Linked DNA regions of Mus musculus: regions 2 and 3 are each linked to region 1. The links are chromatin loops, found by intact Hi-C in ENCODE. Cell type or tissue: left cerebral cortex. All regions are shown on one strand. Links, peaks and the distances in the headings refer to the core of each region. The heading gives the core; the rest is flanking DNA.

Evidence for each region. Peaks named below come from ENCODE experiments on the same cell type or tissue, not always from the same donor. Only the 100,000 strongest peaks of a DNase experiment are listed, where the experiment ranks them.
Region 2: it touches region 1 in a loop (2.2-fold over the local background); 2 of 42 quality-filtered maps call a loop at or near these places.
Region 3: it touches region 1 in a loop (2.8-fold over the local background); 2 of 42 quality-filtered maps call a loop at or near these places.

The regions. Positions count from the first base shown.
Region 1 is chr10:53,748,639-53,752,783 of GRCm38, reverse strand. It overlaps Fam184a (family with sequence similarity 184, member A), which reads left to right and starts at 1,875. Exons shown (of 18, transcript NM_001081428.1): 1 at 1,875-2,071. The coding sequence starts at 1,904. In left cerebral cortex, for the core only: no CTCF peak of the experiment used is centred there; DNase peaks (open chromatin) are centred at 1,477 and 2,164; H3K4me3 peaks cover 2,043 bases; H3K27ac peaks cover 1,356 bases.
Region 2 is chr10:53,639,559-53,643,703 of GRCm38, reverse strand. It overlaps Fam184a (family with sequence similarity 184, member A), which reads left to right. Exons shown (of 18, transcript NM_001081428.1): 15 at 2,642-2,759. Among named protein-coding and RNA genes, the nearest start is that of Mcm9, 12 kb to the right of the region's middle. In left cerebral cortex, for the core only: a CTCF peak has its summit at 2,021 (motif pointing left); a DNase peak (open chromatin) is centred at 2,001.
Region 3 is chr10:53,627,386-53,631,530 of GRCm38, reverse strand. Mcm9 (minichromosome maintenance 9 homologous recombination repair factor) reads left to right here and starts at 1,574. Exons shown (of 13, transcript NM_027830.3): 1 at 1,574-1,807. In left cerebral cortex, for the core only: a CTCF peak has its summit at 2,157; DNase peaks (open chromatin) are centred at 1,388 and 2,061; H3K4me3 peaks cover 1,644 bases; H3K27ac peaks cover 514 bases.

The sequences.
Region 1 (4,145 bases), core at 957-3,456:
CTTAAGGGAGCAGAAAATGCACACACATTCCTCATTGCCTCCCCCATGCAGAATGCTAGAACTGAATTCTATTTCTGGAAGGTCTACTACTGAAGTACTGAGTGCCTTGTATGGGGCAGAAGACGTTATCTTGTTTGATCTTTCCTTCTGGAATTTTAACAGATCTGGAAATGTTTTAGAATCCTAGTCAATCTGCATCTTGTTTAGTTTTTGCCACATTCAGATACTTTGTTAGTTCATTCCCCCCCCCTGCCCCCATTCAATTTGCTAGCACATTCAATTTCATGTGATGGCTCCTTGCATGTTAAAGAGGAAACACATGAAGTGGAGGAGCTCAGTTGTGCAAAACCGTATGGAGAATGTATTTTTTGAAATATAAGTATAATCCTACAGAGTTTGTATTACCATCACCTAAAAGGACCCCACCTCAACACAGGATACAAGTTTTTATTTGTTGTTTTTAAGTCGTTTTACCTAGAAAGGCAGAGGTGCTAAGAAAAAGATCAGTATAAAGTAATATATTTAGCAAGGTGGAAAAAGTACGCATAATGCCAAATCTTGATACAGCCCCAATATTTAAGGGCAGATATCTTGTTTCCCTGTTGGGTTCTTCCCTCTATATCCCAGTCCTATTCTAATATCTAGCCAATTACATTTTCATATTTAATTATTCCAGGCTTCATCCCACCGAGAATTGGGTGCAGCTGATTGTAGAGGTATGGTCCTCCAAACATAGGCCCTTGGCATCGCTTCATTCTAGCCTGGCACACATTAGGTCAGTATGACCCTGAAATGCTTGAGTTTGGATGAGTTTGGGAAGACCAATCACGTGTAGGATTACGGATCGGATCTCCCTCTATTTCACCACCACTTCTCTAGTGTAGAGATGCTTGGCCTTAAGATCCTATGTCGGCTGTGGCTGGGCCTGCACACAAAAAGTACATGCAGAGAGGCTCTGTCGAGCTTCCCGCTGCTTGTTGCTAAACGAAGGTCACCATCAATTTTTTATCTTCTTTGGACGATTCTTTTAAAAACTAGATTGCACACTCAGGCACAGGGTAATAGCCAAAGGGTGCAGACTGTGGGAAATGGGTGTGTTAAGGAGCTGGCAGCTGTGGGTCTGCGCGGTGAAAAGTGAGACAGTGCTGCTGGATGCAGTGGGAACTCTCAGGCTGCAAGGTTGTAAGGCCTTGTGCGACTGTGAGAGGCCTCCGTGAGGCAGGGCGCCTAGTGTGGGGCTCAATCGCTGTGTAGCTATGGGAGTGTGGAGGACAAGTGCTGGCGGCTGGAGGGCCGAGGGGTTCAGGGCTGCAGATTGCGGGGTCGCAGATTTGCCGGTTGCAGGGACGCGGAGCTATGGGCTGGAGGGTTGAGGATGAGAGTTTGGCTGCGGGTTGAGGAGCTGCAGGTTGGAGGTTGCGGGTTGGAAGGATGCGGGGCGGAGCTTGGCTGCGGGCTGAGAAGCTGCAAACTGGAGGACTGCGGGGCGGGGAGCTGCGGGGCGGAGCTTGGCTGCGGGGAAATGACGTGGCCACCCTCGCGCGCTCGCTGAGCCCCCGAGCCGCGCGTCCTGGTAACGGCGCTCGGCGGCTCCCGCGTCCCCGGACCCGCCTCCCGCCGCTGCAGCCCGCCCCGTCTCCGCCTCCCTCCGCAGCCCCGGCGGCCGCGGAGTCTCGGGGCCCGGTGGCCGCTTCTTGCGGGACGCTAGCCGCGACGTCGCCAAGCCGAGGCAGGGGGACGCGGCTGTTGCGGGCGGGCAGGGGGCTGCTGGCTGCGGGACTGGAGGGCACGGGCCGGCGGGTCGGCAAGCGGTCGCCCGGGCTGTCGCCTGTCCCGTGTCGTCGCCGCGCCGGCCTCGCCCCGCGCGCAGGGACAGGTGCCCCGGCTGGGGTCTGCCGGGAAGATGGCGACCCCGGGCATGAGCTGGCAACATCACTATTACGGTAGCTCCACGTCCGGGCCGGCCAAATTCGCGACCTCCCCAGCTGCCGCTCAGCTGGCAGGGCACAACATGGACTACAGCCAGGACATGCACCTGAAAATGAGCAAGAAGATCGCCCAGCTCACCAAGGTATGGGGTGCTGGGGCTCGGGGTTCAGGAGGGGGCTCCTAAGAGAAGCAACAGCCAGAGTTGCCTCCTGGTCCCTCCAAACTTGGGTGGAACGCTAGCCACCTAACTTGAGCTACACCGCACACCGCACACTGCACCGCGGGATTTCCAGGGCTTGCACTCCATAACCAACCGACTAGGGGTAAACCTGCACAGAGCACATGAGGGCTTACTTTCTGGGTTCCACAGGAGTAATGGACTTTTCCTGTTGCTCAGGTGCCTCTGCCAAGGGCTGCACGAAGCACCGCGCTACAGTACTCGGTGAAGTACTGTACCGGTTTACCTAATATGACCCGGGATCCTCGGAGTTAATCGGTGTCAGGCTACTGGTTACACAGTTAATGAGAGGATAAACTTCCCGAGGTTATTCCGAGGACTGTAGGAGGGTAAAACATACCTTGCGTGCCATTTTAAGGGATTTAATGAGTCATTCCTTACTTACCCTCACAAGATGTCAAATAAGGTTTATTAGATGAATCACACCGCGTTTGCATTTAGTAAATGCCCCATCTTATCAGAAGACCTGCACATCACCTGCACAGTTTTCCAAGCATAGTTCAGGGTGGTGTATGCCCGTTAATGAGTCCTTTTTCGAATTTAGTAAAATACTGAATACTGATCATAAGGGTTGGTTCTGTGTAGCTCTTACCCAGCAGGCTCACCCTGTGTGGGACTGATCTAGGGTTTCTGGAAGTCACACATGGGGACCAGGTTCCCTAGGACTGTTGCAGTGTTGAAGAGGAAGGTGGGCTTGAGGGTCACTGCTCGATAATCTCTTGAGATCTGGCTCAACTCCATCATACAGTTTCCCTGGAGTTTAAAGAGAGGAGGGGGGCACACTTGTGAAAAGGGAGTGAAGAGACGGGGGAGGAGGATGTGATCGATCGAGGATTCAAAGATAACGGGAATGAGTGAAGGGATGCATAGAGACACATGATGAAAACAACAAAAACCACGTGATCAAGACTCACCCCATGCTGAGCAACACGACAATTTGTGGAGTTAGTTTTCTTCCTTTTTGGATTGTCTGTCTTTGTTCTAAGCACCATCCTAAGAGATGCTGCACGTTCAGTTGGTACCGTTTGCTTTTGTGAAGGGTCCTGAAACCCAGAATGGAAGGGATGTAAACTGTGGTAGCCACATGTTATCAGAGCATTTACATGGATGAGGCTGAAAGTCCAGACTCCCAGGTGGTGTTTCATCTTCAGAATGCAGGTAGCCACAGCGAGGCTCATGGGTTGTTATTTCTTCTGGGTTTTTCTTGCACCATGTCCACATCTGTGTTCTTATTTTAGATTGTAACTCCCTGAGACTCCTGTGACTAACACTCCGTAGGTTAGACATGGGCCTCTGTATTTAATAAAAGCTGGTTTTCTTCAGTAAACTTTACCCCTTTCTATTCACACATTCAATTTCCTGTCCTTTTTTTTTTTCCCCCTTCAGTAAAAGCAATTCAGCCCGGCTGGCTCAGGTGGGATATTAAGAGGATGATAGTATCTTTCTCTCAAATATAATGAGCCAGGTGCTGCTGGCTCAGGGCTTCTGTTACTGCTGAGGGTTGCCCACACTCTGATTTCCTGTTTGTAGTTACTGTATCTAACCCCCCTGTTGGCTTGGAAGGGCTGCAGACATTTAATTCCTGGTAGTAGACTTTTGGTGTAACACAGTTGACATTTTAGATTGGTTAGTTTCCTATTAGAGGGCTGTCCTGTGTGGCACAGAGCTACTTAATAGCATCCTTGCCAACTGTGGGTGCAAGTTGCACATGCCTCTGCCCTGCACTTAGAAGTGACAATGGACAACTCTACAGACATCACCAAGTGTTCCCTGGGAGGGATAGTTAGGAGTCATGTTGGTGAGGGATGATTGCCGTGAGTTTTACTGAAATGCCTAAGGCTTACCCCGCCCCTACCACTGGCCTTTATATTTCGTAAGATACAACCTGGCAATGAAGCAGTCTAATAACAGATCCATTTCAGTCTGTCTCACAAACCTTAAAAAGCTGCTTCCCTTATTTATCACCTTAGAAATTGTC
Region 2 (4,145 bases), core at 681-3,180, 110 kb after region 1:
AAGTCTGCTTGGAAATTATCGAAGTCCTACAGTAAAATGCTTCAGCCCTCTATTTTCTTTATAAATAACAACGTATAAAATGTAATTTCTGTGCTACGTGAGTCCTAGTGATGATGTTGTTCAGGTCTGCAGTGTCTAGTCATTGATTTTCTTGTCAGATTGGTTCTATAATGCAGCATGAAGTAGACGATAATGTGGGAAATGTTATCATCTCTATAGACGTTATACAGAGATAATGTTTCTCTGTATAGTTTAATATAGGGCTGCATTGTTTATGAGCTCTGGGAAATTTACCTATACACACTTCGCACTGCACCCCACCCTACCCATCTCTCTTCCTCCCTCCCTACTTCTCCCTCTCTCTCTCTCTCTCTCTCTCTCTCTCTCTCTCTCTCTCTCTCTCTCACACACACACACACACACACACACACACACATGGGGGGGGGTAGGGGGTGCCTCATATGCTTGGTGAGAGTCCAGCAGTAACCCTGATTGGCACTTCCATGTGTTCTGCTTCTCCTTTCTATTCAGCCTTTATATTACTTTTAATGATAATCTGAAAACTCAATGAAAATAAAACTGGATTCCTGCTACCATATTAATAATGCTCACAGACATGACTATTATGAATTAGTTTCAAGAGCATATTTCATAAAGGTCATTTAAGAAATATAGAACCAGCTGGGCGTGGTGGCCCACGCCTTTAATCCCAGCACTTGGGAGGCAGAGGCAGGCAGATTTCTAAATTCGAGGCCAGCCTGGTCTACAAAGTGAGTTCCAGGACAGCCAGGGCTATACAGAGAAACCCTGTCTCAAAAAACCAAAAAAAAAAAAAAAAAAAAAAAAGAAAGAAAGAAAGAAAGAAAGGAAGGAAGGAAGGAAGGAAGGAAGGAAGGAAGGAAGGATGGACGGACGGACAGAGACAGACGAACGAACCAGCCTGGGGGTAATGACATACACCTTTAATCCCAGCACTTAGGAGGCAGAGATAGGACTCCTGAACCCTGTTAGTTCAAGGCCAGTTAGGTCTATAGAGCTAGTTCTAGGACAGCCAAGGCTACACAAATAAACCTTCTTGAAAATGCAAAACACACACACCAAAACAAAAGAAAGAAATACAGAACCAAACAGAAAAGGGTCAGAGGTTAGCAAATCCAAGATATAAAGTGTCAAAGAGAGAAAGACAAGAAAGAAAAACAGGACATATATAATCTTAGAACTCCTCGCCCCCAATCTCTCAGTCAGTCTTTGCACCCAGCCTCTTAGAAGCACTGTTGGTCTAATGAGCTGCCCAGATAGCTGGAAAAGCATTGACTCATGTTGTCCTGAAGTGGACGTGGGAATGATACTAAGTTCCTTCCTAGCAGAAGGGTGGATGAGATGCTTGTATATTTCTAAGGTCTACCTAGTTCATAACAGTCTCTTGTTCTCTCCTTTAATGCTTTCCTATTTGTACTTATAGACTGCTTCTTGTCAATACTGTGTCTTCATTATTATCTAGTTTTTATTAAAATTGTTGCTGATGTAAAGGTATGTTGTTGGGAGAATTAGCTTATAATAATGGAGGTTATTTCATTTCAAACATTTCAACTAAGCTAGGTGTGGTAGAGTACTAACCCCAGGACTTGGAAGGCAGAGGCAGTAGATCTCTGTGAGTTAGAGACCAGCCTGGTCTACATAGTTTTTGCCAGGCAAGCCAGAGCTACATAATGAGACCCTGTCTAAAACAAAACAAAATAATAGTAAAAAGAATGTTTCAACTAAGTTGAAACATACACTTGAGCAGGGGAGATCTTTCCTGTACAACAAAATGAGATTCCAAAACTGTAGATGATTATTTTAGATTCACTTTACTTTGTTTGATTAACTTGCTCATTGTTCTGCAATGAAAACAGACAAGGCTTTACTCCTTCTAGGATGGGTTTGGCTACAGTCTCTATCAACTGTTCTTACAACCATAGGAAGTAGCTCTGCATCCAAGATGCTTCTAACCCCAGAGGCAGCACTCTAGTGACATCTTGTGACTGCTTCACCACATAGCCCTAACACCTTTTTTTGTTGTTCTCACATAGATAGTATAATCTTTCCAGTGTGTGTAAATACTTACATTGCACTGTATGTAAATACCACTGAATGAGTTGGCCTACAAGAAAATGTGATTATTTTTCTTCCCTGATGAGCCTTGAACAATTTGTTCTTATTGGTTGATAATGGAGAGTTTTAAAACTGCATTCCCCACAAACTGAGACAAGAAGGTGACATTCATGTGTCTTTTGTTCTCCCTCCATTGGTATCTTTTCTTGTTCCTTATATATGTCATGTACGTCACCACACAGCATTGTGTTGATGGTAACTACTCACAATAATACCCAAACTGCATTTGTAAACTTTGTGTCGTCTGGCTTCTCAGCTCCTTCAAAGCACACCTCACATCATTCACACATGACTTAAAGCGGCAAAATCCTCCCAAACATAACCAACCCATGGAGCACTTAATGGCTCTTAGGGCAATCACATTGTCATGCTTGCAAGGCTTACCGTAAATCTGCGTGTGTTTAACTAATTGAAAGACTTAGTTATTTATTACAACAGGATGTTGTCTTGAGTTGTATTGGTGAGATAAAGGTGTTCTTGTTTATAGACTAGAAGATATGGAAGAGAAGTATCTAATGAGAGAATCAAGGCCAGAAGATATACAGATGATTGCAGAATTAAAATCCCTGATAACAGAACGAGACCAGGTCATAAAGAAACTCATTGTAAGATATTTCGTTTTTAGTACAACCGTATTAGTAATCAATAGACAATGGGGGAGTGTTTTTGAATAATGCTAATTGAAAATGGAAAATAAAATCTGTGTATTGTGGGCACGTTTATTAAGCTTTAATTTCACATTTAAATTTGGCATCAGAATAAGGGAATTTTACCCTTTTCTTCAGTGTTTCTCTTGAAATAAATACTTTTAACACATACTAAAATGTTAATAATATATCTTTACCACTTAATAGTTAACATCCTATTGGTATACACAGGGATGTGTATTGTACATACAGTATTAGAACAAAGAAAAATCTGTTATCATGGCCGTGCAGTAGACTGCACTGTCAACTTACAGTTACTTCCCCCCTTTTTTTATTGTTGTTGGTGGTGGTGGGTTGTTTTGTTTTGTTTGTTTTTTTTGACATAGTTATGCTATGGAGCCCTTAAAACTTACAGCCACCCTGCTGCCTCAGCCTCTGAAGGGCTGGGATTACAGGCAGTTATCACCATGCTTGGCTCAAATGAACCGTGTTCATTTCCTAAAGTGTGTTCCACCAAACACCAACCCAGAGAGATATTGAGCCATGCAAGTACTCAGGAGGCTGGAGTGGGAAGCTCTTGACTTTGAGGCCACCCTAAGCACCATATTAAATTCAAAGGTGTCTTGGGATACACAGCAAGAACCCATCTCAAGAGCAGGAGCAAACAAACAGAAAGGAAACTTTTGTGGTCCAGCCTAAGAAGAGATGTGTACTATCAAGGGAGTCAGTGGAGCTCAGCAGCAAGGGCACTCAGAAATCCACTGGCAAAGAATTATATGTCTCTAACAGTAAATATTCTGTCTTCATTAGAACCATGATTACCTGAGAATAAAAAAATTATACAGATGTTTGAAATTTTATAAAATGTTTCAGAATTTTCTAAAATGCTTTAATATCCTGGTCAGTAACTAAAATGCTGCTCTTCGTTGTGACTAGTAAATGCAAGTCTTTGGATGTTAGCACGTAGCAGCACAAGACCAATATTCCGACATCCTTTAAACTTTATGATTTAGAAAATTCCATCTGTTTTTAAGACTGTGAAGTTCTTTTTGAGACTTATGAAGTTCCTTTTGAAACGTCCAGGGTAGATTAGGGCTCTTAGAGGGAGCCCAAGAATAGGCTGTGCCATTTCCTGTGGCTTGCACTATGCTAAGCACCCAGTTTTCCAAGGCTGGTACCTATGAGCATAACTCTTCCAACAGCAGCAGACATGGAAGACGGCTGTTTCATTTATAAAGTGAGCAAGTATAACAAGTGTATTCATCTATAGCTTACAAGAGCTATTTATTCTTCCAGTTACTACTTGGAATGTTACAGATACAATTGCATTTATCCTCATCAGAG
Region 3 (4,145 bases), core at 681-3,180, 120 kb after region 1:
GAGTGCTCTATTAGCCATTTATGGTGGTTCACACCCATAATCTTAAGAAGCAGAAGGACCGCAGACTGGAGGCTATTGTGAGCTACCTAACAAGACTGTGTCTCAAAAAAAATTTAATACTTCTACTCATTGTAGAGTCAAAAACGCAACCCTTACCTCAAAAGGAGAGAACAGTTTATCCTGGAACAAACTATGAGTGGCTATGGTCCAGTTTCTCCCCTTCCGTGGTCCAATGTACTAATAGTGCTCCAATGTGTGAAGTTTTTATAGGGACATAAAATCATTAAGATTGAACCAATGTATCATACAGGTGTACTGCTTAATTTCAAATGTCAACTTGCCTTAACCAAGAATTACCTCAGAAAAGAGATTTTTTTTTTTTTTGCTTGTTTGTTTTGTTTTGTTGAAATGTATCTGGCTGTCCTGGAACTCACTTTGTAGATCAGGCTGGCCTTAAACTCACTGAGATCAACCTGCCAGAATTAAAGGCCTTTGCCACCATGCCTAGCTGAGAAGGGAGTCTGAATTAAGGAACTGCCTGTATCAGATTGACCAGTAGGAATGTCTTTGAGACATTGTATCCTTAACTGATGTAAAAAGAGGGCCTGGCCCTAGGAAGTAACACCCTTAGGCTCTAATGTAGAAAGTCTTCAGGAACAATTTGAAGTTCAGAAAAACACTTATTAGTTGAGCTAGGGACATTTTGAGATCAGGGAACATGAACGGTGGCAGCACGTGCTGACATGACTCTCTTGCTGAAGCTGAGTTGGGGTCAAGATAATGAATTTCTTTTTTGTTTTTGTTTTTTCGAGACAGGGTTTCTCTGTGTAGCCCTGGCTGTCCTGGAACTCACTCTGTAGACCAGGCTGGCCTCGAACTCAGAAATCTGCCTGCCTCTGCCTCCCAAGTGCTGGGATTAAAGGCGTGCACCACCACGCCCGGCCAGATAATGAATTTTTTATATCCAATTTTGCCCTCAGCTGCCTGATTTGATTTAATAAAAATTGCTGATAGGTAGATGTGCAGTCAGAGGATTTAAAGTAGAAGTGACTTCACAAAACCGTAACACCACTTATAAAATTTAGCTCGAAATGGATCAGAGAACTACACGAAATGGAAAATATTGTGACGTGGAAGTAGGCAGATTCCTTAAATACATCGCCAACCCAAAAAAAAAAAAAAAACAAAAACAAAAAAAAAACAACAAAATCACTTGTGTTCTAAGATATCTGAAGGTGCAAACCAAAGTCGAGTCCCAGATCGCCCACATCCCGCCCTAATACGTCACCAGGGTTCCCCTTCTCTCCGCCCTAGTCTCCACCCCGCGTTCGCCCATCACCAATCCGCGGAATTCCTGCCAGCCTGAATTATCCACTTCACCCTAAACCCGCCCTCGAAGCCGGTGTCCCGCTCAAACCCCGCCCCATGCCTCCGAGACCCGCCCCTCAGACGTCTTGTCCGGCCCAAACCCCGCCTCCAGCTCCCCGAGTCCCGCCTCTCTCCCTGCTCCCGCCTCCCGCTCGCAGACTCCAGCGTCCGTCCTGGCGCGCGCCCGCCTGCGTCCGCACCCGGAAGAAGCCCCAGCGGCCGGAAAGTTGAGGCAGTGCGCGGCTCGGGGTCCGCGGGAAGCTCAAGTCCTTCAGAGGCCGAGCGAGAGCAGCGCGAAGAAGCCTGCGCGCCCCCGCGCAAGGCGGCCCCCTCGAGCGGCCGCGCGCACGCCCCGCCCCCTCCAACGCCGCGCGGGTCGGGCTGGGGCGACCACGGCCGCAGCGCGGTCCCGGCGACCAAGACAGTGCGTGTTGAGCCCGTAAGTGACCACCGCAGCGTGAGGTCCCGGGGGATCGTTTCCCTCCCGTGGTTAGCGTCAGGTCTCGTCCGCATCCTTTAATTTCTAAACTCCCCGCAGGGCTGGGAGGCCACAGCCAACCACCTGTGGATTAGAAGCGAATTTCCAAATGCTTTCCAAAGCATCCCTCCGCTAGGCTCTCGCTCGCCAGGCGGCCTGGAGGCGCGCAATGAGCGCGCACCCGCGAATGGCGCGCAACGCGGGATTGAGACGCGCGGGGCGTGGCCACAGCTCCCGAGGGGCGGGGCTACGCGAGCCTAGGTGAGGGACAAGGCTCTATCCCCAAACTGCTCTTTTTGGCGCCACCTTGCAGTGGATAGTATGAAATAAAGCAAAGCCATTTTATTTGTTTGGATGCCAGAGGCAAGAGGAGAGAGAATTTGATAGTTGTACAACCATCGTCCCCCCTCCCCTAGACAGTAAATGGCTTAAGTTTGTAACGGGATGCCTGAGTTTATAGGTTGATAAACTTGTCTAATTGCACGGATGTTGGAAAAAAAAAAAAAGAAGAAGAAAGCTGTGTTTAAAAAATATCGGTCTGTTTAACACTGTAATTTACCGGTTTAACTAGGCAAACATTTAACCTGCCCCTGTTAGGAACTTAAAATTCTTTGCCCGCCCTCTTTCTGCGCTGTTGGAGTTGGGTATGTTGTTAATTGTTGTTTCGGATTTCTGCTCTACATTCACTTTGTATTTGTAAAATCGTAAAGATATTCCTTTGGTCACTCTTGAGGGTAGTGCTGTGATTTTTTTTTCCCAGCTAAGATCCACATCATGAAATACTATGATCCCTTTCCCAAATAATCTCTTTTTTTACTCTTGGCTGATTGATTATGCTATTACCTAACCAAAACCAAGTCGCTTAGTATTTTAGTGTTGGCTTACTTTGACTGATTCTCTGAAAAATACTCTCTTAATCTCATACCAGCCTCCTGTACTTGTCAGTGTTCTTGGCTTAAGTGTGATGCAACTTTATACTTTATACCTCCCAGCTGAGCAGGTGTTCAGAGAGGGCAGAATCAGTAGCCAGTGTGATCCACCTCAGGGATGCCAAACTGAACTTTAACTGAACTATATCTAGTCTTCTTTAGTCATAGTATTTATAGAGGATGATATATGTTACATAAATAAAATAAGTCCAATATAAACCACACCTTTGCTAAGGTGCTTAGAGCTAGTATGGAATCTCCAGGGCAGTTCATGGTTTCTTCTCTGGTACTTGTCAGCTCATTTAAATTGAAAATCAATCAATCAATCTCTGTGTGTGTGTGTGTGTGTGTGTGTGTGTGCGCGCGCGCACACGTGTGTGTGTGTGTGTGTGTGCGCGCGCACGTGCACACGTGCACCTGAATGTTCTGTGCAGCACATGTGTTGCCATCAGAGTCCAGGGGCATCAGATCCCCTGGAACTAGAGTTACGTGCAACTGTGAGCCCTTCCTATCATGGTGATGGGATCCAAATCCAGGTCCCCTAGAAGAGCAGCACGTGCTCTCAGCCTGTGCTGTCTGTCCAGAACCACCTTCTCACTCTTACTCACGTTACCTTCTTAGTCCTTCTGGAATGGTTTGCTTTAGATCGTCACTTGGGTCTCCGAGGGCCTGGTACCTTTTACTGTGCTTTTTCTTTCATTTGTGAGGATACTGGCTTGTGCATGGTAGACATTAGGAAGTGCATATAGAATCAGGTGTAGGATTTGTGATATGACAGTACATATGAACATGAGATAGGCTCCCTATGTTTGTAAATACACATTTGAGAAAGAAAGACTTGCTCAGAGAGTCAAATAGGTGAAGTAGAGTATATATAATATTTCTTTGCAGTCTTATTGTCCGAAACGTAATGCTCCCATCTTTTTTTGCCTAGCTTTTCTCCACCTGTAACAACTGCTCTTGTTGAAGCCCGTCATTCCCCTATGCTAACAAGAGAAAGCAGGAAACAAACTTACTACAGTGTATAATCCTAAATCAAGTCACTAGTCATGTTAGAACTATCAATCTGATTAACGGTATGCTTTGTTTATGAAGCTGTGTGTGTGTGTGTGTGTGTGTGTGTGTGTGTGTGTGTGTGTGTGTGATGATACATGACTGTAATCCCAGCACTTGGAAAACAGAGGCAGGAGAATTACTGCAAACTCAAATCCAGCCTGGGCTACATAATAAGTTCTAAGTTAGCCTGCCCAGCAGAGATGGCCTCAAAAAAATCCACTAAAGGCAGGGATGAGGGAGGGGAGGCCCAGAACTTCCTCCAGATTGCATATTAATTATAATATGTTAATAAAGGGCTAGCAAGGAGAAAGATT